Linked DNA regions of Mus musculus: regions 1 and 3 are each linked to region 2. Evidence: chromatin loops called from intact Hi-C (ENCODE). Cell type or tissue: heart. All regions are shown on one strand.

What was found. Hi-C counts contacts between places; a loop is a spot of excess contacts. Peaks named below come from ENCODE experiments on the same cell type or tissue, not always from the same donor. Only the 100,000 strongest peaks of a DNase experiment are listed, where the experiment ranks them.
Region 1: it touches region 2 in a loop (5-fold over the local background); 6 of 42 quality-filtered maps call a loop at or near these places.
Region 3: a loop joins it to region 2, with 2.3 times the contacts of the local background. A loop is called at or near these places in 4 of 42 quality-filtered maps.

What each region holds. Positions count from the first base shown.
Region 1 is chr19:16,353,775-16,361,774 of GRCm38, reverse strand. The region is part of intron 5 of Gnaq (guanine nucleotide binding protein, alpha q polypeptide); the gene reads right to left. Among named protein-coding and RNA genes, the nearest start is that of Mir496b, 43 kb to the right of the region's middle. In heart, CTCF peaks have their summits at 2,690 and 7,996 (motif pointing left); no DNase peak of the experiment used is centred here.
Region 2 is chr19:16,430,667-16,438,666 of GRCm38, reverse strand. It overlaps Gna14 (guanine nucleotide binding protein, alpha 14), which reads right to left and starts at 3,000. Exons shown (of 7, transcript NM_008137.4): 1 at 1,850-3,000. The coding sequence starts at 1,973. In heart, CTCF peaks have their summits at 3,025, 3,679 (motif pointing left) and 4,865 (motif pointing right); DNase peaks (open chromatin) are centred at 2,706, 3,086 and 3,486; H3K4me3 peaks cover 2,263 bases; H3K27ac peaks cover 398 bases; H3K27me3 peaks cover 2,737 bases.
Region 3 is chr19:16,060,361-16,068,360 of GRCm38, reverse strand. It overlaps Gm32026 (a long non-coding RNA gene), which reads right to left and starts at 4,248. Exons shown (of 4, transcript XR_001782649.1): 1 at 4,176-4,248. In heart, no CTCF peak of the experiment used is centred here; a DNase peak (open chromatin) is centred at 4,260; H3K4me3 peaks cover 1,022 bases; H3K27ac peaks cover 622 bases; H3K27me3 peaks cover 449 bases.

The DNA.
Region 1 (8,000 bases), 77 kb after region 2:
TGCACAAATAAACATACTGAGTTTCTGAGGCCTGTGACTTCTCCAGCCGAGAGCTCAGATCACCAGATTCAGTATTTTCTGTGTGCCTGTGTTGTTTGTCTTTCTTTCCTTGACATTCCCATCAAGGTCCTGAGGCTGTGCAAGAGCAAGGCACAAACTCTTTAATGTTAGTGAGCATGCCTCAAGCTTAGATGAAACAGGACCACAAGGTATAGTGAGAGGCACTTAGGAGAGCTTGGTTGTTAACCAGGCAAGACTTGTCTGTCTGTCCCAGTTTCCTAAGAGTCCCACTCCACCTTACTATAAGATGAAAGGATCCTGTGACAGAAATACTAGTAAGAGTCAGTATCTTCAGCTATTTTTTCAAATAGAAGATTTTATTACTCACCTCTTCATTTAAGCCTGCATCTACTGCAATTGAAGTAGCATCGTTTTCTAAAGCTGTCATTTCTAAGGACTGGCAATCTAAATCCAAGGCAATGAAAACACCATTTAATTCAATGGCTTAGGCTTTCCTAAAATGACCCTGGATAGATTCACTACTGTTCTGAGAAATGGACAGCCATTTTAATGCTCACTCCCCCAGGTAGCTTTTAAGGGAGAGATGAAAGCTTTGGAGAGAGCCTTCTTCCTAAGTATGTTCTACAGTAAATGTGAGGCGTAAACTGCTTCCCATTAAAACATCCACAGGAGTGGTCCTCAAAGAATGGGGCATTTCACCCCAGGGGTTCCTGGCTACAAACTCCTTTCTTCTGGGTAATGGAGCACCTTTGACGTAAACAGACTCTAAACATCTAGTAGATCCTTAGGATTCTCTTTTATCATTGTTTAGGGTCTTCCAAGAAGGTACTGAGATCTGTGGATGCTTGAAACTATATAAATGGTGCAGCAGTTTTCAGGTAACCTGCACATCCACATATTTTAAATAATCCCTAGAGCAACTGTATCATTAACACAATGTAAATGCTCTCCGAATAGTTACTTAAGTAACAGCATCAAGAACAGCTTGTATATCAAGACCCCCCCCCATTACTAAATACTTTCCATCTGTGCTGTGTGAATGTGGATAACAAACCTGGGGTACAAAAGGCTGAACACACTTACATAAAGTTATGACAAATGATAATATTTTTCTCTTGTCACTGGGACATGTCTTCCAGATCAACAGCTGTTGGGTAACTGTACTACATACAAATATGTATTTTAGAGAAATGTTAATACATTTCTCTAAAATAGTGTTTTCCAAACTATTGGTTATGGTAAAATATAATTAATATAAAATTAGTCTCCCAGTATGGCACATATTTATTCTATTCAATTTCACTGTGTTCTCCACAGATATTCCAGTCTTCTGCATTGAAAGCATCTGTCACAAGAGCTATAACACTACCTGGGAAGAGAATGCTCTCCTGCCACCAGAAGCTCCCTACACTCTGCTAGCTAAACAGCTACAACCCCATCCCAAGCGCTGCTGGACAGCCCTGGAGCAACAGTGGTGGAGGCACTTTCCCCTCCCTGCTCGTGCCCTTTCCCCTTCATTGAACCCTTCTGCTGGGCTGGGCCAGAGGTACACTGACAGACAGATCAGTAATCAGCCATCATCAGAGAAGTGTCCCCCTGTAGTAGCTGGAAACAAATATAGAAATCCATAACTAGACAATGAACAGAGTTAAAAACCTCCAACACTCAGTCCTAAATGGATGCTACCACCAAATCCCTCAGGGGTCAGGAGGACATCATGGACACAGGCCTTCTCAATCCAGCACGACTGAGGTATCTAGGAATTCACGGGGACGATAGGAACATGCATAGGGATAGGAACATGCATAGGGCCTGCAAAGGTCCTAATGCTGAGATGGGAAAGTGAATGCAAGCCCATTCTAACCCAGAGGCTATCTCCAACTGATACCAATTGGCAAAGGAAAAAACTGTTTCCTCCAATGGAGTCTTACTGGGTGCATACCCCACATTTAAGGGTAGGCCCCATGCGCAGTAGTAGATGGCCAAGACAAAATGAACTCAATGGTATTTTGGAGATTTTCTGTCTCATAATGCTTTGTCTGGGCTTGCTTGCTTCCTTTCTTTCTTTAAATCTTACAGGTCTTTTACTTATACATTATGGCTTTTGGTTTTGTGTTATGGCATTTCTGTGTGTTTGAATGTGTGTCTCTGCATCTATGTTTCATGTGCTTTTTCTTCGGCTTTTTTTTTCCTATTTGTTTTGTCCTATACTGCTTTGTTCTTATTGTGTGTGTGTGTGTGTGTGTGTGTGTGTGTGTGTGTGTGTGTATGTGTATGTGTGTGTGTGTGGATAGGAAGGGGGAAAGGACCTGGAAGGAGTTATGAGAGGGAAAACCATAATAACAGCAATTTATTGTATGAAAAAATCTATTTTCAGTAAAAAAGTAGATGGCTGTGTGGCTTTCGTAATTGAAGATGTAAGGCTTCAGGTGACCGTGTACAAAACCTCCGAATGTGGCTGTTACATAACCAGTAAATGAACAAGCAGGTCCTATGATCCCCATGTAAGCAACGTATATGCAATCTTTTAAGATAGCTGAGTTTGTTTCGGAAAACACAGTAAGAAAAGCCCTGAGCACTGGTTAGCCAGGATAGGCGGACATTCTAATGGGAGTAGAGGGCATTTGGGGTGGTTGAGCAGAGGCAGCCTGCAAACCTACACTGCCCCACTGTGGCCACAAGCAGTAGACCTTGTAAGAGACAACGGTTTTTCTTTCTTGGTAATAATAATTATAAATAAGACCTTTTACTTCCTGTGATTTCAAGTTGATGGCTATTGCCAGGACAACTAGGCAGAGCAGCAAGGAACAGGGGCTTCATAAGAAACTCTCCTACCAACCAACCAAGAAAGCCAGATTACCCAACTGAAGTTACCAGAAACTGTGGCTTGTCAAGGGAAATGCTCAAATTAATCTGAAAGGACTAACTTGTCTTTTAAAAGCTGGCTGCAGATGTGTCAGGCTGAGATAGACTCATCCACTACAGAGAGCTTGGAAATTCCCTCCTGGAGACTGCACGGTAAAAGACTTCTCTAAGAGGCAGGTAAAAACCTCACTGCAAAATTAAGTCCAACCCTCGGTATCACTTGTCAGTCAGTCCGTCTGACCGGTATTTCTGCGTGGAGCTGAACTGTCAAGCGGTTAACAAAGCTGAATATAGAGAGGTCTCTGGGTGAGGGGACAGCTAAGGTCCCTGATAAAGGTGGCAAGAGCATCCCATTTACAGTTAAAGGGAAGCTTGAAGGTCTGAGGAGAGAGAGTCAGAGGAGACCCTGCTTCAGGGTCTCTAACCACTACGGTGCACCTCACTCCTGTAAGGGCAGGAAGTGCAGGAAGCAGACACCTTGTAAACATTTGCTAAACAAACAAATGCAGCTGCCAGGTTGGGAGGGTTGACACCATCTGTTTGCACCCAAGCACCAAGGACTGGAGGTGGCTGGAAGGGTAGGTGTGCCTAGATCTACTCTGTCCAGATTAGATACCCACTTGCAGCTTGCGCAGGCCAAAGCCCATTAGTGGTTTTGGCGAAGCCAAGACTAAAACTCAATTTCTTGCCCTTGCTCCAGGGCTTCTAGTTTCCTTGGTTTGTTAGATATATTGTCTCTTGTAGTTCTGAAGTATTTCTGAAAACTCACTGAATTTTGCCTTTTAAATTCAAAGTGTTTTTAAATTTTGTCAAATTTCTCTATCTGCACTCTCTTAGGGCAAGCTGTAGTTGCTTTTCTTGAGGACTTTTGCAAATGAGGGAGGACTTGAGACTGTCTGATCTTGAAGTCACACTGCTCAGGTACATTCTTGCTCGTCTGTGTACTTGGGGTTGCTATCCTTCCTCCTTACAGCACAGGGCGGCACTGAGACCATGATAGCAACAACAGAAGCCACCACAGTCAGTCTTGAAACATCAGTGTATCAGAAGGATTAGAAAGTTCCCCAGACAGTGGAATGTCTAATGATATTAAATAGCCTTGCAGACTTACTGAATGGAGCTACAATTTCCTAATTTGAAGCAACAGAATTTAAAAAAAAATGTGAAAACTCTTGTCATGAGTTTATCTTTAAGATCTTTTTTTTTCCTTAGCTATTGGGATTTTTATGTCAGAGTGAAGGGAGATTTTTTTCCCTTGAAAGCAAAATTTTAATCTTTTCTTGAATCCTCAATGGTTGAAGAAGCATGGAAGGGCCAAGTTAAAGGGGCATTTGGGAGAGCATGCTAGCAGCTTGCCGCTGGCAAAGCTTACATGCACTGCCTAGGGTCAGCCAGGACGGCTGGGTGTTTCCCAGCATTGACCTTACTGCTATAGAAATGCTTTACTGTCTATAGTGTCTCTCTGAGGGAACCAGAAGTTCCTTAGAGATGGGGATGGTGTCTTGCCCACTAGAGTTCCACACCAACAGACCAAACCACAGTCACCAACCAGTTCCTAGGATGCTCCTTCCATAGGCCTTGACAAAACAGGTACTTCACACGAATCAGCTCATCTCAACTTTAACCTCGCTTTAACGATCCCAGGAAACAGAGCAAAAAGGCTGAGCTGTTCCCGTGCTCCTTCAAAACTCTGTTGCTAGCCATGAAATACTTTATCAGAATTTTGGTGGCAGATACAATGTGGTCCTGGGTGTGGCCAAACAAATGAATAGGATTTAGAGGGGAATAGAGTCCTTTACAGGAAAGATGTGGAAAACGTAACCGTATAGATTTATGAGCAGCTACAATTACAGACGGCAACCTGAGCAGATCTCATCAATATCCATGGAAGGCTATTCACCGTCTAAACATGTTAACCCCTCATCTACAACACAGCAATCACTTTGTACCTGTTTTAAGAAGGTGCTTGGATGAATCCTCATATAATATAAACCCCATAGATACCTGTACCTCATAGAAATGATATGATTCCTAACTTGAATATATGAAATTTGAAATGATTTAAATGATTCAAAATCTGAAACACTGAATACTGACATAATTTGAAAATTCTCTCTGACCTCATGTGAAACACTGCAGTCAAAACTCACTAGAAATGTTATATCAAATTGCCTTTATGCTAACTATATATGTTTATACATTATAACAGTGGACCCTGATGCCGGAAGCAGCCCAGCGACAGAGCACAAAGCTGTGGGCTGGATTCCAGCACTGCAACAACAGAACAACAGAATCGGAACTGCCAACAAAATCCAAAATGGACAGGAGATTTGGCTCAGCAGTTAAAAGCATTTGTTGCTCTTGCAGAAAACCCAGGTTCAGTTGTCAGGACCCACAGGGTGGCTTACAAGCATCCATTTCTAGGAAATCCAACTCTGTCTTATGAACACTGAGGTCACTACATACATATACTGCACATACATACATGCAAGCAAAACTACTCTTACACATAAAATAAACCTAAGAAAGAATTAAAAAATGAACCCCAAACACAAGACTAAGAGTCCTGAAATGTAAGACCCTAAGGAGCACTCAAACCTTTACATATGTAACAACGCCAATATGTAACTTATAAACCTAACACAGTAAGACGGTAAAAAGAACAATAGTGTAATAGAATGATTGTGGCAGCAATAAATAAGCCATTGCTTATTTATGAATATTTTATTTAGAATTTCTGCACCACAAAGAAGAGCAAATAACTGAAAGCAGAGAACAGAAGTCACTGCTGACTGATGGGGTCCTCCAGGCTTCATTTGGAAACACTCAGGACGCTTCCTACCCCTGTAAGCGAGAGCACACACACACACACACACACACACACACACGCTGGCTTTCACTGTGCTTCTCAAAGCTGTTCCCTCATAGCCTCTGACTGCAGCTTGCTAAGTGCTCTGGCTTCTTCACCAACCAGAGGTTAGAGTCTAAGATGTACAGGCTGAGCTCACACCTGCAAACTAACATTGCCCAAGACCTGGTATCCAACTATTCTCATGAGATGGAACCTAAGAGTTAGGACTCTGAGCACATTGGAAACAAGCACATTGGAAACACGTTACACTCTTCCAGTAAGTGAGGATCTACCTTCACAAGCACAAGAAACAAGGCTTTAGCTTTCATTTACTTGCTTTCTTTCTTTTGACAAGGTTTAACATTTCTACTTCTGTGCCAAACATTTAAAATCTCAAGCTCAGTGCTGTTCCCTTGACATTGCTAACACCTGTGGCTAAGATGGCCACTCTTCTTCCCACATGCTATATCACTTGGCAGTTCTAGAGTCCACAGTAAGCAGACTGGGCTCAGGCATGTGCCCATTCTTCAACATATGTCCCAGGAAACATGTGCAAAGGCCACAGGCATTTTGTTGATAGCAGAAGAATGAAATGAAGGAAAGGTGAGTGTCTGAGGCACTGGTTAGACATGACCAGCAGAGCTCAGAAAAGGGGAGTGGGGCTTTAGCCTGCCTTTGTGTTTTTCAACTACTGTGTACTGTGATAACAGCATATTTGTGACTCTATAGTTGCCGATACCCCTCTTTTGTGACGCGGTGGCCTTACTGTAATACAGAACTATCAAGGGACTATGTTTCTGTTTTAACCCCGGCAGTGGACTATGGGGCTGCTTCAGACGGTCCTCAGTGGCTGACTACAATTTGTTTCACGCTTTAGCAGGAGCGGGATTTTGCCAACTGCAGATAGTTCTGCGAATGTGTGATGCTCGGAATTCTGGGGGCTTTTCAGAGACTATATAAATGTTAGAGCCCGAGTAGGTGTATGGGTTATAAGTTGATGCTGGTTTCAGTTTGTTAAGTTGTTGTGTGCAAAGAAGAAGAAACAACAACAAGAAGAATCCTGAGAGCAAAGATCAAACTTGCCCTAAGGAACTCAGCACTCCTACTCACAGGAAGTAGTCTAACAATAACATTGTCCCTTCCCCTCTATCCTTTCTGTCTGTCCAATCTAGTGTTAGGGGGCTGTAAGGATGGAGGAAAAAAAAAAAAAAGAACCCACCAAGTAGCCAAAAGCCTGGCTACAGCTTACCATTTGTGACGATGCTAACTGACACACTTTCTAAAAGGCAGCTCTATGTTTTGAGAGCAATTCCTATGGTAAGAACAAATTACATGCATGACAAGGCAAATAAACTGAGCAGGACTCAGTTACGATTCAACAGACAGGCAGATGTAGTGGATGCTATGGGGAACCTTGGAAACATGGGCAGCTGACTTAGGGGAGACAGATGAGAACTGTGTAGAAGTCAATAAATGATCAGCAGGGCAAGTTGCTTTGGAACACCTACACAAATATTCTACAAATGAACTGCCTGTAACAGGTCATCATAAAACAATTGCATTTTTTAAAAAGGCTTATAGGTTATTAGAAATGCTGATACCAGTGAAAGTTGCAAAGTTTCTAAAAAAGTGATTTGGTAAGTCAATTTCATCTCATGCCAGAACTATAATGTGAGTTTCTATCGATTTTATGATCAAAAAGGGGAGAAGGGAGACCCCCTGAAATAAGAAAAGCCAAGTGAGTCAAGTTTCAAGCTTTCAGGCAAGAGTTTATATTTAAAGTGTCCACTTTCATTAAGTCATTTCCCAAGATTAATGGAAAAATTAGTGGAAATTTGATTTCCTAATCTGCATTTAAGGGTTCTTCAAAATACATACATACATTCATACATACATACCCTGAATGTATCTGCAGCTTCCTTTCTCAAGAGACAATGCTACACTAACAGGGCCTCTCATGCACTCCAGACTCCCTGGGAAGCTAATATTGTTAATAGTCAGCCTGGCATAATGGGTAATGGGATCAACCACCAGATGGGAACAAAAGCCCTGAACCAGACTACTATCAGCAGTGGGACAATGGAAATGGACTACAGCTCAAGCCTCAGAGGTAATTTCTATGTCAAATATTCTACAGATGTCAGTACTCTGCCCAAATTAACATAAATGGCTTGTCTGTTTGAATCTTTGTTGTTGTTCAAACAACTTGAAAATTTATTTTCAGCTGTATGAAAACATTTGATGCTGCAGTTAGGGCACCACC
Region 2 (8,000 bases):
TTAGCTTGAGAACTGGACTACACCACAATCCATCTTTAGATGGAGGGAACCTGGGTTTTTAAGCCCATACTTGAAGCTCCGTTAGCTCCGTAGGATTTGGAAGTGAACAGGAAAATTGTCACCATAGTGATGGATAGTCTCAGCTGGGAGACAAGAACAGGAAGTACTTCAGGGAGCCAGAGTGGGACAAGAGGTAGGAAGGCCTGAGGGTTCAGTTACTGACGCTAAATGTGACTTATTTGTATGTCTAGGTCTGTCAAAGAGGCCTATTAGTAATACACTATGGCTCGGCTTGCTACATAATTTGCCTTACAAGGGGCCAGCCTCAGTATAGTCCTAACAGTCCTTCACACGAATCTAAATATTTCCGAGTGAACTAAAGTTTAGTCTGCCCTTGACAAGAGACCGTATCCATCTGAACTCAAATGAAGGCATAGTTAATCATCTTAGTGTTCACGTGATACTCCACACTTGACAAACTGAACTTGATGACAGACTGCAGGGTTCAGCTAGAGTTCCCAGGCCTATTCCAAGTCTGGGTGAACAGCCCTGACCCCAGGGGTGGAAAGTGGCCCTTCCTTCCCATCCCCACCCCACACTCCACCCACTGTAGGAACCTCGTAGGTATAGCTGTGGACCTCAAGCTACTGTCCCCAGCGTCTTTACAGCCTCAGCAAACAGCTTTCCTTGGTGCTTACTCCCCTAATCAGGTCTCTCCTCACTGGCTTATAGTAAGCTAGGAGTCCTTTTGGCAGGGACTTTCCTCTGGCCTTAGAGAAGAATCAGGAGTGTGGAATCTGGGTGGTCAGCCCTTTGAACTTGCAGGTTTAAGGAAAACCAAAGGAGGCCCTTTAAACTCAGCAGTAGCCAGTTACATAGTGGAGGGCTTGCTCGGGTGTGAAGGCAGTGCAGGCTAAAAGCCCTCTCCTTCAGTCAGTCTTCAAAAGGGACTGCTTAATTAAATAATTAAACAAATGGTGAAAGAGAGGACTCCAGCCTGAAAGGACAGAGGAAATGCAAGCAGCTATTTTGGGGGTGGGGATGGGGGTGAAAGAAAAGGGCCAGTGTCCAACAATGGATGGGGGCTGAATGACACTCTACAGGCCAGAAGAAAGAGATCCTTGCCTTGGGGGAATTAATCAGACTTTAAACTCTTCTCTCTTTGTTTTAAAAACACTTCTTCAAAGGCCTTCTAAAAGCCTAAGGAGGCACTGGTAGAGATAGCCTGGACATTGAAGTTAAACTAAGGTGGGCCAAGGGAGACTTAAAGCTACTCTCTTGATGCAGGCTCCGGTGTCATCAGCAGAAGGTCCTGGTGTCAGAAGAGAGAATAGCAGTAGGGGTGTCACTTCCGAGGCGCACTTGCTATCATTTTCCCCTTTTCTCCAGTTTGTCAGTTTCTAGGGTTTCCTCTACAGTGAGGACAGAGCCTTCCCACCATGACCATACCTGGCAGGTAAAAACTATGCTGCACGTGGCCCCTGCAGTCAGACCCTCAACAAGAACCGAACCTAAACTGCGAGGCAGGCCGTTCCCCACCACCCACCAACAACTAAGTTTGGGGGTTCCCGCAGCAGCCGCCTGCTGGGAGCCCAAGGGCAAAAGCGAGCAGGCCCCGGGTTGGGGGGGGGGGGAGAGAAACTGACAAGGGTCCAGGAGTTGAGCCCTGGCCTGCTCTGAGATATCAGGAGTCTACGATCGAAGGTGGCCCAGCTCCCCAGGTGCAAAAAGACCGGTTCCCTGAAGGGACATAGAGAAACTCAGCACGCCACCCGGCAGGCTTGTTGGGACGGGAAAGAGCCGGGACGAGAACACCAGAGCTGCGCGCTGGATAAAGGCGGCCACTCACCCAGCAACAGCAGCTTGAGCTCCCGGCGCGCGTCCTTCTTGTCGCGGCGAAGCTGCCGCTCGATCTCCGCGCTGATGCGCTGAGACTCTTTCTCCTCCGCAGACAAACAGCAGCAGCCGGCCATGGCTTGCCACCTCGACGGAGCGACAGGGACCTGGAGCTTAACGCCCGGCCGCGCGGATTATCCGCGCCAGACGCAAGGTTTGAAGAGGAAACCACCTGAACCAACTATGGTATGGAGAAAGAGGCTCGGATCTCCTAGGCTAACGCTTTCTCGAAGGCAGTTCCGAGGTCAGGCGAGTCCTGAGCGCTTGTGTGGTCCGGGATCAGGCACCCAACCCCGCGCTTGGGAGGGAGAGAAGAGCGAACTGGGCAGTGTGATTGGCGCTGTCTCCAGAAGATGTGCGTCCCCGGACACTGTAGCTGGGTACCCAGGTAGGCAACGCACACCGCGAATCAAAAGTTGGGGCGTCGGTGCTGCTGCTAGAATGGTCTCTCCGGGACTGTAGGGTGTCGCAGGCTAGCAGCAGGTGTGGCCTGGCTTGCAAATAAAGGGCCAGCTAGTCCCTGTTTGCAAAGTTCCGAAAACCTCAACCCGTAGACTTTTGCGGAATGGAAGGTTCCTCCAGCACTGACCGCTCTATGTGACAGGAGGGGGCGGAGCGTCTCGAACCTGCAGCCAAGGCTGCAGGAGTTGCCTGAAGTCCTACCCCAAGCCGACGGTGCCTGGGGACAAAGGATAGCAACAAGAGGCTGGGTCGCAGAGTAGTCTCACACCTGCCTCCTTGGCGGTGGCGCCCTAGTGCAGGCAGGGCCACTTGCCAAGCTTGCTGTAACCAGCAGACACTGGCTGCCAGCCCCCTTCCCGCTGCCAGATCCGGGTTCCGACAGGTGAGGGAGTTTCGTCAACTCCCAGCCTCAGTGCCAGGGGTGGAGGCAGCGCACTAGCAGACCCGAGCCAAACGTCTGCAGCCCGTTCACACACCGCATGCCAGCAGCTAGGCTCAGGCCTCTTTTCCCACCTGAGGCTGAGCTTTGCCCACCAGCTTCTCCACCGCTCACACTTGGGGTTTCTAGACTGGCTCCCTCTGCTTCCCGGATGCCACAACTCAATTTGGGCTTAGTGCAAGCCTTGGGTCAGCTTGTAGTTTGCCTGCCTAGTGCAGATGGGCCTGCTGGCTGGCGTAGGAACTGCAGCTGCCTTCCGGGGTCTGGCAAAAGAGCAAAGGGCTAGTTAACGCCTCCCAGCCGGTCCTACCTCCTGGCACCGGATGAGGGGGCCAGGGACTGGAGGGGTGAAGGAAAACGGCTGGCTGCTTTGCATTTGATGATGGAAAAGACTTCTGTTTGTAGAAAGAGTTGGCACCTTCCCGGCACACCTGGCCAGTTCCCTGCCCAGCCCTGCAGCCAGACTGCCGCCTCGGGACAGCTCCTGGAACTCTGCGTGTGGATGTAGGAAATCTGAAAGAACCCCTGACAACTCAAATGCACAAAGTTTGCACAAAGCAAACTACTCTGATTTTGTCTGTGCAGATTTAAAGGTGCGGATAAGGGATCCTCGGGACCAGAGCAAATCTTCTTTGCCTTCTATTCAAGTTGGCATATGACATGTGCACGGTTACGGAATCAGACGCTAATTCTTCCTCCGTGAAGAGCAATGGAAGCAGAAGTGGGGCGCTGTGGTCATTATATAAGAACTTGGCAGCTAATGTTATCTGGCTGCTAAGTCTTATTTACTTTACAGTTTAAGAAGTGCGGACCAATCAGGCTTTAAAATGCCCTGTATTTTAGTATCCTTCCAAGCATAATTGACGACAACAGTGTCCCCTACTGGAAAGTTTCTGGATTTTTTTTCTCTCTGTAATCTGTCACCCACTTTTCCCTTTAGCTCCTACAGGTGTTGAGAACACCACCATTGGCTCCTCAAACTAACATCTCAATCACGGCTTTTAGTCTTCCACAGATATTAAAACCAGAGCAAATCTGAATTCCAAGTTAACTGGAATAACTGACCTGTTCAGTCTCCAGTTACTAGCCTTCCAAAACAGATCCTGACAGATCGTCCCTGGCGAACTTGGCGGTACCTACCGGAACCCTTGGTACCTACCGGAACCCTTCAGTGTTCCCATTCATTTGATCAAACCCGTATTCCTTGTATAGGACACGGTGCTGAAGAAGTCCCACAGGTTTATAAGCAAAGATCTCTATCTTCAGCTAACAATACAAACTCAATGAGTAAAATGTCAACAGCAGGAAATAAGCCAAATTAACTATGTTTGGTCCACATAGGACAATATTATGTATCCATTAAGGTGATCTATGAGTAACATTATGTCCCAATGAATAACACCTTAGGATGTTTGGGTGAATGACAGCCTGCATACAGCATCGTGGTGTCACCATCTACCTCAGGGCTGGGGATGTAGCTCAGTGATAAAGCCCTCTGTGCATTTAACATCCAGCACTGGAAAAAAAATCATACCTTCCAATGATAGCATAACCATTCTAGCTTGTATAAGAACACTTGGAAGCATCCATATGCCATTGTAGCTGAGTAGCCACGAACTCAGTACACTGCATTCCCACCGTTCACTCATGACGACAGAAGAACAACAAACTGGGGAGAATCTTCAAAACACATCCGGCAGAAAAGACAAGGCACAAACATATAAGCAGTACAACGGAAATGGTATGGGGAGAATACACACCTGCATTTTTAAGAGCATAGAGTACTTATATCAGGAAGGTTAGCTGCTCTGAGTCAAAACTGGCTGGCTGATTTTAAATTATCTGATAGAGGTACCCGAAGCCCCTCCCGTCATGTTTAGATTGCACTTTCCTTAACCGTGAGCAGAGCAATGGACTAGAATCCATTCAGGGGACTCACCCAACTCTAACATTTAATCATTTCTTCAATGATTTTTCACACTTAAAAAAAAAAAAAAAGGCAAGGGATTGTAGAGCTGGCTTAGCAGTTAAAAGCCCTGGCTTAGGACCAGGTTCCATTGCCAGCACCCACTAGGTGGCTCACAACTGTAAACTCCAGTTCCAGGGAATTCAACACCCTCTTCTTGCTTCTGCATGTGCTGCACACATGTGGTGTGCAGACATACATGTAGGCAAAATACCCATACACATAAAACACATTTTTAAAGATGTTAAAATAAATGTGAACTTTATTTTGGGGGACATCAAAAGCTCCTGAGAACCATACAACGGACAGCACAAGGCAGTTAGTTTCCTATTCCTGTACTTATTTGTTTCTCTTTCACATCATCTCTCAGACCTAGGGTACGAGATCAGGATGATTTCATGACATGATATTTGAAGCACCTTTCCAGGAAAGGCTGGCTTTAAAGGAAGCGCTTACTCATGGGCAACACTTCTCCTCATCATTCCCATCTACTTTAGTTGCACCTCATTACTCACAGCCCCCATCTTGGCTGCCAAGTGCTGAGCTTCACAGTCAGATAACTGTACGGGTCCTTAGGATGCTCACTGGGCCCCTGCCAGCCTAATGCCAGCCTAATGCCAGGTGCTGGGGATTCTGGTAACAAGATGTACTGAGCTGTGGCCCACCCGAAAGAATTAAAGTTGAGACCTCACTATCTTGTTTTCCATAAGAAGCATCATTCCATGATAGTGGCTTTCAGAAGCCAAAGATCGTGTATCTCCTTTAGCTTAACTTCCTTGCCTGCCCTGCTAACGAATCTCAGACAAATGTACTGTTGTGTCCTCTGAAGGCGTTGGTGCACCCTGTCCCCTTTTCCAGGAATGCCATCTCTTACTTCAAGCAAAATTAGGTCACTTCTTTTCCAAGCACATCTCTTCTGAGAAGACACCTCCACTCCTCCATTAGAAGCCTTCGTCCATCCCATCCCACCCTAGCACACCTGTCTATATCTGCTAATTCATGTTACTCACAGGTAGTTTTTCTTGTTTAACCTGCTAGTCTTATACTAGCAAGTCTTAGCCAGGATGCACAAAACTGAAACCAAGGGTGGGAAAATCACCTAAGATGATTCTACTTGTAGTATAAAGTGGTGGTGGTGGTGGTGGTGGTGATGGTGGTGGTGGTGGTGGTGGTGGTGGTGGTGGCGGTGGCATCTAGCCAGGTATGATGCAGGCAAAGCTGAGATTTCTACATCTTCATCTGAAGGTTGCTAGTGGAAGACTGACTTCCAGGCAGCTAAGGTGAGGGTCTTAAGCCCACACCCACAATGACACACCTACTCCAACAAGGCCATACCTTCTCATAGTGACACTCCTTGGCCCAAGCATATACAAACCATCACAATGCTGATGATAAAGTGAAGACGGAGAAGGTGGAAGCCAGAATATGAGTACCTGCTTTAGAAAGAGGTTGCCCATGTACGCTGCCCACTCTCCCCGTAGAGAAAATTACTTCCCCGGTTGTAATGCAGAGCTATAAGGAAAGGTACATCAGAGAGCTGGAAAGATGCTGTTCTCTTTGAGAAATATATTACCTGAGAATTTAAGAAGTACTATGCGATTCAGGTGTGCTGTTTCTAGGGATACACATGGAGCACTCTAAGTTACTGTATCCCAGGGTCTGCACATTCATGTTTACTGATGCATAGTCACATAGTCACAACAGCCAGGGCATGCAACCAATTTAGGAGTCTACCAACAGATAAATATGTTTTATATATATATATATATATATATATATATATATATATATTCACCCATAAAATCAAAGTATATTGTTTATTAGAAAAATGGATGTAACTACAGATGACCATATTAAGCAAAATAAGCCAAATACTGACATAGAAATAGAACATTTTCTCATATTTGTGAGTCCTAGAGCTTGGGTATCCACACCTAAATATCTACATGCACAGAAACACACACATATATATGCAGACACACACATGTACACGAACAGAGAAACAGAGAATAAAAGTGTGTGTGTGTGTGCATGCGTGTGTGTGTGTGTGTGTGTGTGTGAGAGAGAGAGAGAGAGAGAGAGAGAGAGAGAGAGAGAGAGAGATTGCATAAAAGAGCAACCCAGTGGATGTTTGCAAAGCTAATGGCTCTGAAGCTTTATGTCAGTTTTCCAGCTGCAGTTGTGACTCATTCCTGGGAATGACCAGTATTTCTTTAAAGAAAAAAGAGTCAAGGTATAAAGAGATGACAGTGAAGCACCTGCCATCTGCACCCTGCCCTGGCACCGCCATCCGCACCCTGCCCTGGCGCCCCAGATGAGCATATCTGTGTGCGATGATCATAGAGATGGCCTGAGTGCACGTGTGGGCAGTAACTCTTAGCGTCAAGGTCAATGGGCTTGCTCCTCCACAGCCGGCACAGAGTGGGAATGACTCCTGCTTTCCCTATTCATTTTATTGAGTCTGATGTGTTTCCAGTTTTCCATTCAGTTTTCAAGTTCACTGTGTTCTCTGAAGCGGCTTGACTCTCTCCCCCTCAGTCTGGGACCCACTCTTATCATCATCTGCAGCTCAGCAGGTGAAGACTGATGGAGTAGTGCTGGCTGTGTAGATGAGGGGAATAATAACTGGTGTGCACAGCATCTATTTTTCTATGGGAATCAGCATGTCAATGTATTGCTCCACACTATTCTCTGTTGGAAGCCCGCAGACTGTTTATTCAATGTGTCCAATGGGGAGAGCAAGAACAATGGACACAGAAGGCTGTCATCTAGCACACATGGCTGTGAATAGCCAGGAATGGGTATCCATTGGTTTGCGTATCTGACTTTTTATGAGAGTTGAGGACTTAAAGAACTGAAGAAATGGAAATCTTTAAGAAGACAATCTGGAGGTTTTTATCTTGCTGACTTTCTTTTCAATTTTGCTTGCTTCACACTCTTGCCACTCTTCTGAGTAAACAAATACTGACACTCTAATACAGTCACACACACACACACACACACACACACACACACACACACACACACACACCCTTCTGTACACTGTTGTGCTCTTAAAATCATAGATAAGCATAAATAAGAACATACACAGAGGAACGCTGTCACATTGATGACAGTATGTTTTCTCTCTTCTTCTGCCTCATTCAGGAATAGCATGTCCACCTCTGGTTCATTCTTGTTTGTAGTGTCATGCTGTTCTGTGTTGGGGACAGCTACCTCTGGTTCATTCTTGTTTGT
Region 3 (8,000 bases), 370 kb after region 2:
AGCAAAACCTAAACAGAGGCCAGGGATAGTGGTGAGTTCCTGCTATCAGGAAGCAGAGGCAGTGACTCATTATCACAAGTTCAAGACCAGTCTCCAAACAACAAATATCAGGCCAGACTGGGCTACATTAGAAACCTTTACCCCAAACCAACCAAACCTGCTAGGAGTCACCAGAAGAAACACCCTATTATAAATAAGTCAATCTTGAGTCAGTTATCATCCCATATGCAAAGATAACCCAAATGAATCATAAATAAACATTTAAATGTTGATTCTAGCTTGTGGTCACAAACTAGGCAAATTTACATACAAAACAAAAGAAGTCACTTAAAGATCAAAAATTGATATGTTGGACAGCATCAACATTCTCCCTGTGAACACACTATTACAAGCAAGAAGAGCCAAGCTATGAACTGGGATAATGCATTGGTAAATTATTAATTCTACAATGAATTTGCAACCAGATGTATGAACAACTATCACCAGTGAGTCAGAAAATTACACCCTAATTTATTTATTTTTCTCTGTTCTGAACAACCTAATCTTTTAAACTGAGCAAAGAGATACACAGATAGCCAATAAACAAATGAAAGATGTTCAAGGTCCTTAATTACCAGGAACGCATTAGAATGTAAAGAGAGCACACTGTATCTGTCAGAGTAGCTTAAAAGTAACAAAGAACTCGATGGCACTCAAGGCTGTGGAAGATGAGGAGCCACAAGAGCTCTCAGATGCTGCCAGACAAGATTCACAAGGGCACAGCAGCTTTAGACAAACCTTCAGCAGAGAATGTTGATCTTCAAGCGAGTCCAGGCAGCCAACGGGGAACTGGTGGGGGCTAGGGCACCCGACCTGTTCCTCTTCCTGTGTAACTATTTTGGTTTTGAATTCACTAAACATTATGCTGGCCGCTCAGTCCAACAGCAAATGTCATTGTTTTGCATTTTCAACCTGCTTTTCCTTCCTTAATGTTGACTAAGAAATAGGGAGTTGGAGATATCTGGGTACTGATGTCAGATACAACCAAGTATCTACAGCGCCTTGGATCCATGACCTGTTCTAGGAATGGCGTCTACTAGGAATGCAAATGTTATTGCTTATTGAGGTTCCTGTGTGAGCCTATGGAAACAGGAGGAAGAAGAAGGGAAGGGGAAGAAAATAAGAAAGAAGGCAGAAAGCTAAGCCCCATCTACATGCCCGTGATTCATCAGGCTTCTGAGGGCTGCACTAAGGGGGGTGGACTACGCTCTCCACAGGGCAGCTCTTCAAGCAGGTTAACCCCACTCAGAAGACCCTTCCAGAAAAAAAAAAATCCTCTACCAACACACTTGTCTTATTGGATCTGCATCTTCTACCGCATGTTATTTTGGCTCTGGGAAACAACCTTCCCTCACTCTGGATTAAGAAATAGATCAGAAACAGTCAACTGGAGAAGCCCTGACAGGTAATGCCAAGGACAGAAGAGCTCTGCTATGGGAAAAGAAAAACAAAAACACTGAAACATTAGACCCTCTTATTATGACCTTACTTTCCAAATAAATATTTCACTTTCTTTGCCTTTAAGGAAACCACAAATATAAGATTATGATAAAAGGGCAAGTAAAACTTGGTTTTGATTTGATAACAATAAAGACAGACGGGAGCCTTGACAAATTACAGTCAAGGCCATCTAAAGAAGTTGTTTTGTGATATAGGATGAGGGGGTCATATGTTTCATCCCTTATCATTCCACAAACCAAAGGAAACCAAGTTCTGAGTGTGAAATCTGAGTTTTAAATGTTGAACAAAACTCAAATATTGCTAAGACACTGGGCAGGCCAACTCTGTTCAAGCTAAATACAACAGGTTTGGAGGCCCGATGGGGACTGGCAGCCACCACTCTGTTCTCTGATGTAGACAGATGAAAAATAGCTCAAGCTACCTGTTTCACCTGTGTGTCCTAGTGAGACCTCCCAGTTCCTAGTAAGCTCAAGGACTGACTTACCTCCCTTGTGGGAAAGAAAAGTACAAATTATTCTGAAGTCCCAAGAAGATAATAGGAATAGAGTATTTGTTATAGGCTAGTTGTCCTTCTAATTTTTTCTCTCTCTCATACTAGCATAATTCGGCAGCATATGCATTAGAATTCCTCCAGGTGGGAAAAAACCCCAAGCCCCACCCCCCAGTTCCCCTATGATTTATGTAGTCAGAATCTATGCTGGTTGAGAGTCTAGGAGTTAGACTGACTCTATAATAGGCAGGAAAATAGGTAGGCAGATGGGCCATGGATAGATATTAAAGATGGTGAACTTCCAAGATGGCTGGCTTCTTTCTTTCCCTCATGACCCGAGACAAAAGTCTAGAAGCTGAAAACAAAGACTTGTGGGCTTTTTTCTTCTGCCAATAGGGCCTCCACTGATGTGGTGTTTCAGCAACTTCAAGGCCAAATTAGGACATGTCTTTCTCCAAACTCCCCAACCCTGAAATAGGGGAGGAAGACCCTTCAGAAACTTAAAACAAACAGTGACTTAGAATTCCGATTGCTGTGATTAAAATAGCAAGGTGGGGAAGAAAGGGTTTATTTGACTTAAACTTCCACATTGTAGCCCATCATTAAAGGAAATCAGGACAGGAACTCAAACAGGGTGGGAATCTGGAAGCAGAAGCTGATGCAGAGGTCATGGAGGGGTGCCACCTACTGGCTTGCTCCCCATGGTTTGCTCAGCCTGCTTTCTTATAGAACCCAGGACCACCAACCCAGGGATAGCACCCCCCCCAACACACACACACACACACACACACACACACACACACACACACACACACAAACGCACACAATGGGCTGGGCCCTCCCACATAGATCACTGATTAATAAAATGCCTTCCAGCTGGATCTGATGGCGGCTTTTTCTCAATTACGATTCCCTCCTCTCGGATAATGCTAGCTTGTGTCAAGCTGACATGAAGTCGGCCAGCACAAATAGTGTTCTAGATTCCTCCACTGCTACTTGTCACTCTGGAGACTTTTTTTTTCCTTTTTTATTCTTTAACTGATGGAGAGAAAAAAATTTAAGGTTCTAGACCATAACAATTGGGCCTCCTGTGAATCCATGTTTAAAGATTTTTTAAAATATTTTTCCTTGTCTTACGTGCATGCAAACATGTTTGCACTTGAGAACAACATTCAGGTGTTGATTCTAGCCTACCACCTGAGTGAAAAAGAAAATGAAATAAGAAAAGAGGAATGTGAAACCAAAAATAGGAACAAGAGTTGTACACCCTGCCTGTTACTGGGAGACTGAAACAGGAAGAACATACCTTGCAGGTTTAGGGTTCTGTTTGCAGTTAAGACAAGAGTAAGCTCCTGTTTGTGTTATACCTGTTTGACCTATTGCACTGGACATGTTTGATCACTAGTGGGCAGAAGGTATGTGGACAGGAAATATGTCAGGATGTACGCTTGCCCCGAATGGACATGATGGGAAGGAAACACAGTGGCCTGGTGGGGTTTAAACTGCTGCAAGGTGTGACTGGTGGCCATTTTCTGGGAACCCCAAAATGGACCCTGACATACATCTTCCTGGACAGTATTTAATTAAAGCTTGCTATAAATGTGGTAGTGGTCCTTTCCCCCTCTACCCCATGGGCATGACTCCTCCTAGAAGATTTTATTGCAGATACAGGGGGTGAAAGCAGGCAGAGGGAAGAGTCCAGGCTGAACATGGCTGACAGACCAAACCAGAACATGAAGGAGAGAGAGGGAGCAAGAACAAGAGCAAGGGAGGAACATATGGCCATTAGAGGCACCCAGGTCAAGAGACCAGAGTATCCAAAATGGCTAAGTTATATAGGGATGAGACAGGGGAAGGGAAGCAGAAGTGTGCCCCTCCTGCTCCCCTAGAGGTTTGGTGTAGCAGACTGGGTGAGAAGTGCCAGAAGGTCCTCAGGTACTGAACACGTGTCCTGGGCTTCTTTGAGACCTAACACCACTACGCAGTCTGATCTTTCTTGCCTGCTACAGGAGCAGCCCTAAGGTTCCAGCCACGTTCCTCCCCATCTCAACACAGATGTACTAAGATTGTGGCTCAAAAAGGGCTGCCAAACCAGTGCTTCCACTCACTGAGCCACCTCCCTGGCCAGGATCAGCATTTTAACAGGATCAAGACATTCTAGTCCACACAGACGTTTGACACTCACCGCATCGGACCTTCGAGCCTTTCAGACGAAGGGTTGTTTGCCCTGGGAATCCATTTTCCCTTATAGCTAAAACTGACAGGGAAGAAAGTCTTCGAGCGCCCTCTGGAGTTCATCATAGGAACTGGGCAGCTTTATAGTGAGGGCTTGGTTTCTTTTTTTGTTCAGAGACATTAGGTGTTAAAATACCACGTGTGCTTTTGAGCCCTTACTAACACCAAACATTGTGATTAGGAATTCACACCAATTATGTCATTCAGATTATCACGCAGGTACTACTATTCCGCAGTTCAGGTGTTTGATCACCTCCTTTCCACATGCTTTTCCTTGGCGTCCAAGACACCCACATCCTTTTTTGTTTGCCTCAGGTCCCTCTGGTCCTTCCTCTTCCGTCTTTGTCTTAGTACCCATCTCCCAGATCTGTTCATCTTCCCCCAGGGATCAGTCCTTGGTTTCTTTTCCTTGTGCGCTCAGCTTCTTAATGAATTCTTTTATCCATATGTCAACAAACCCCACATTTCTATCTTGTGACCAGCGCGCCTCTTGAGACACTCAGGCAGCTGCCTTCTGGACATGTCTGCTGGGACGCCTCAGAGACGCCACAACTGTGTCTCAAAACAAAGTTTTCCTTTCTCCCTTAAACCTCTTCCACTTGAGATTCCTCTTATCTCAGACGATGGAAATTCTCTCCCACTTCAGTCGAGTTGTCATGAATTCATCTCATTCACAGACCTGCTCCGTCCCATAGCCTTCTCCTGGCTGGGAGTCTTGCTACAGCCCCCTCCTTGGTCTTTTTTATCAAACTTTCTTTCCAAGAGACAATTCTCAGGAACCAGAATGGCTTTCATAGAACGCTTCTGAGCTCTACCTAATGTCCTACCAAGCCTCCGGTTTCACTCTGATAAATGGCCCTAAAGGCCCTGCCCAGGCAAGGGTCCCACTGCTTCTCCGACTCTGGCTCCTTTCGCATCCTTCTTCATCCACCCCACTCCAGCGACACGGGTGCTCTTCCTAATACATGCCGGGTAGGAGCACCCCTCCCATCCACTCATCTAACTCCCAGCTCCTGCAAGCACCTATTCCAGCATCACCTAGTCCACAGAGTCTACTCTGTCATTTCTGTTTAAACTTGCAACTTGCCCCTCCCTTCCAAACCCCTTACCACACTGTGCCCTGTCTGTAACATGTTAATGGCTTTCCAACATATTGTCTAATCTAATGGTTACGTTCCTGGGTACTAGTGTTCGTTCCACTAGAATTTTTAACCCCCAAATAGGCAGATGTTTCTGTCCCTTTTGTTTACTAACATGCTCAATATATAGATCACTGACTGAAAGATTTTTAAAATGTCTGGTGAATAAGACATGGCCACATCCTTGACCCTGAGTGCTTCAGTAATTTATTTAAAAAGTAAGTCAGAATAATAAGCATATCTGTTCTTATAGCATTGCAGTCCTATGAAGCCCGGTCTTTGTAGCTTCTGCAGAGAAGGAATGACATACATCGGGGCTGTCTGTCCTCACACACCTCTCCTGGAGCGAAGCTGAGGCCCCACCACTGTGCCTTCCATAGCAATTCAGCACATGGCTGTCTTCTTTACCTGATTTACCTAAGGCAACAATGCTGAGTTACTTAGAGAATTTTCCCTCCAAGCAAAAAGTCATGTGTGGCATTTTCATGGATGATTTCTATTTAAATATGAGTCCCAAGAAATTGTAATTCACACACACACACACACACACAGAGAGAGAGAGAGAGAGAGAGAGAGAGAGAGAGAGAGAGAGAGAGAGAGAGCTATGTAAAGTTGCATTCGGTGGGTTTTCTGTAAGGTTCTTCTGAGCAGGACTGTCTCATCTTCAGATATATCTTCATAAGAGAGGCAACAAACAGCCACCCTGCAGTGTCCTGAGTTGCCAGCGGCTGTATTTGTCATAGGGAAGCAGGCCTGCTGTACAAAGGGCGGTCCCCGGACCTTGTGTTTCTTAAGTTTTCTTGGCCGAATTGACCTGAGTTGCTAGTGCAGATTTTGTCTCTTAACCCGAAGGTGCGTTGATTCCTGGAGCCTTGGGATTCCGAGAGAAGCCGATTGCTGCGTCCTTGCTTACTAATCACTGATCCCACATTCTGTCCTGACCGATGCCAACCTGACCCAGGTCCTCGGGTGCTGTGACCATGGCTGCCGCCATCTGGCTTTGCAAATAAAAACAAACCCAAGGGATTGCTCAGAACTTAATGAATGAAGCATTTCTTTTCCGTAATTTGTTTTTACTTCTAAAAAATGAGACTCCCAAGAAGCACTGCCAGAGAAATGAAAGGATAGGACAGGAAAAGCCCTGCCCTCTGAAAAATCTATCAAGTGCGCCCACACAAGTTCCCAGCAGTCCGACCACACACAGTTCCTCAGATTTATAGCTTAATCTTGCAAAAAATGGGACCGGTTGCTTTGAGAAAAACAGTTAACTGGACAGATTGCCTGAGGGTGAAAGGGTGACTTCTGCCTGGGTCCGTGATTAACTTGCGCAGAGCGTGAGTATCGATCTTAAAAATAAAAACAGCGCAGCGGCATAAGATGCCCATCGCAGTCGCCATTGTACCCAAGGCGGAATTAGTTTTCAATGGGAGGGAGTCACTTCAGAATTTGCTATATGCCATGCTGCTAGCTAGCGCTTCCTCTGCAGGGTACTTTGTAATTGTTAACACAAGGTGAACCTGAACTGAGGAAACGCTTGCTTCCCATGACCCCCAGGACGCCACACTTGCCAGGCTGCATTTTCACCTTCCTGGCCACCACTTCTCAGTCTCACCACAGGCTCCTGACCCACAGCTAGGGGACCGCTACCTGGAGTATCATTTGATCTCCACTCTTGCCAGTAGTCATTTCGGCCTGTCTTCATGGCACTGAGTGTCCACTAACGAGCCATGCTTTTTTTTTTTTTTAGACCTGAACTTACCCTTGTGATTCAGGCTGCTCTAAAACAGACTCACTTCTATTTCTGTATCTTTAAAGGAATCACAATTCAAAAATGTTCTGCACCAAATCTCTGAATTCTCCCCCTTTCTCTGAAAATCTTTCTCACCTCGCTATCGACTCCTATGATCTTGTTGCTTTGTCTAAAATCCTGCACTCACTTCTGCCTCTCACAATGCCTCATGGAGTGTTATTCAGAAAATCCCTGCGATAGTCATTCGAATCCTGTCCAGAATCCAATCACTTCTCAAATTTCTAGTCTAGTCAAAACTGTTGTCTGTAAATAGTCCTCCATCTGTCCTAATCAACTCCCCAAGTATCCATGCACACTTACATACATACACATATACCTACACACAAACATATAGACAGACAGACATACACATTTGGGTGGATGGATGGATGGGTGGATGGGGCAAAGTTCCCCAGGCAAACCACTCAACCAACCACTTTATTTCTTTTCTCTGGTTTATACTTTCTTAGACAAAAGGTTCTTTAGAAAATTACCTCAGAGATAAAATGTTACATAGAATGGGAGTTACAGAGGGATGTTGATATTAAGTGCAAAGCAGTGTTTCATTACAATATACTCATTAAAAGTTCAAAGCCATGGTTTTTTCATGGCCTTGCCTTATCATAGGGCACACCTATAACTTTATTATTAGACCTAAATGGTTTTTCTTGAACACAAATTTGTCCCAAGTATATTTCTCTTTTTAGCATGATTCTGAAAGCTCATTATGTTTCTTATTATGCAGCCTTTACCTACTATTCTGAGGAGTGGGCACATTCTATTCTTGATTCTAACTTTATTACATCTTTCCAGCAACTAAGACCATCTCTAAAAACCTTCCTATAAT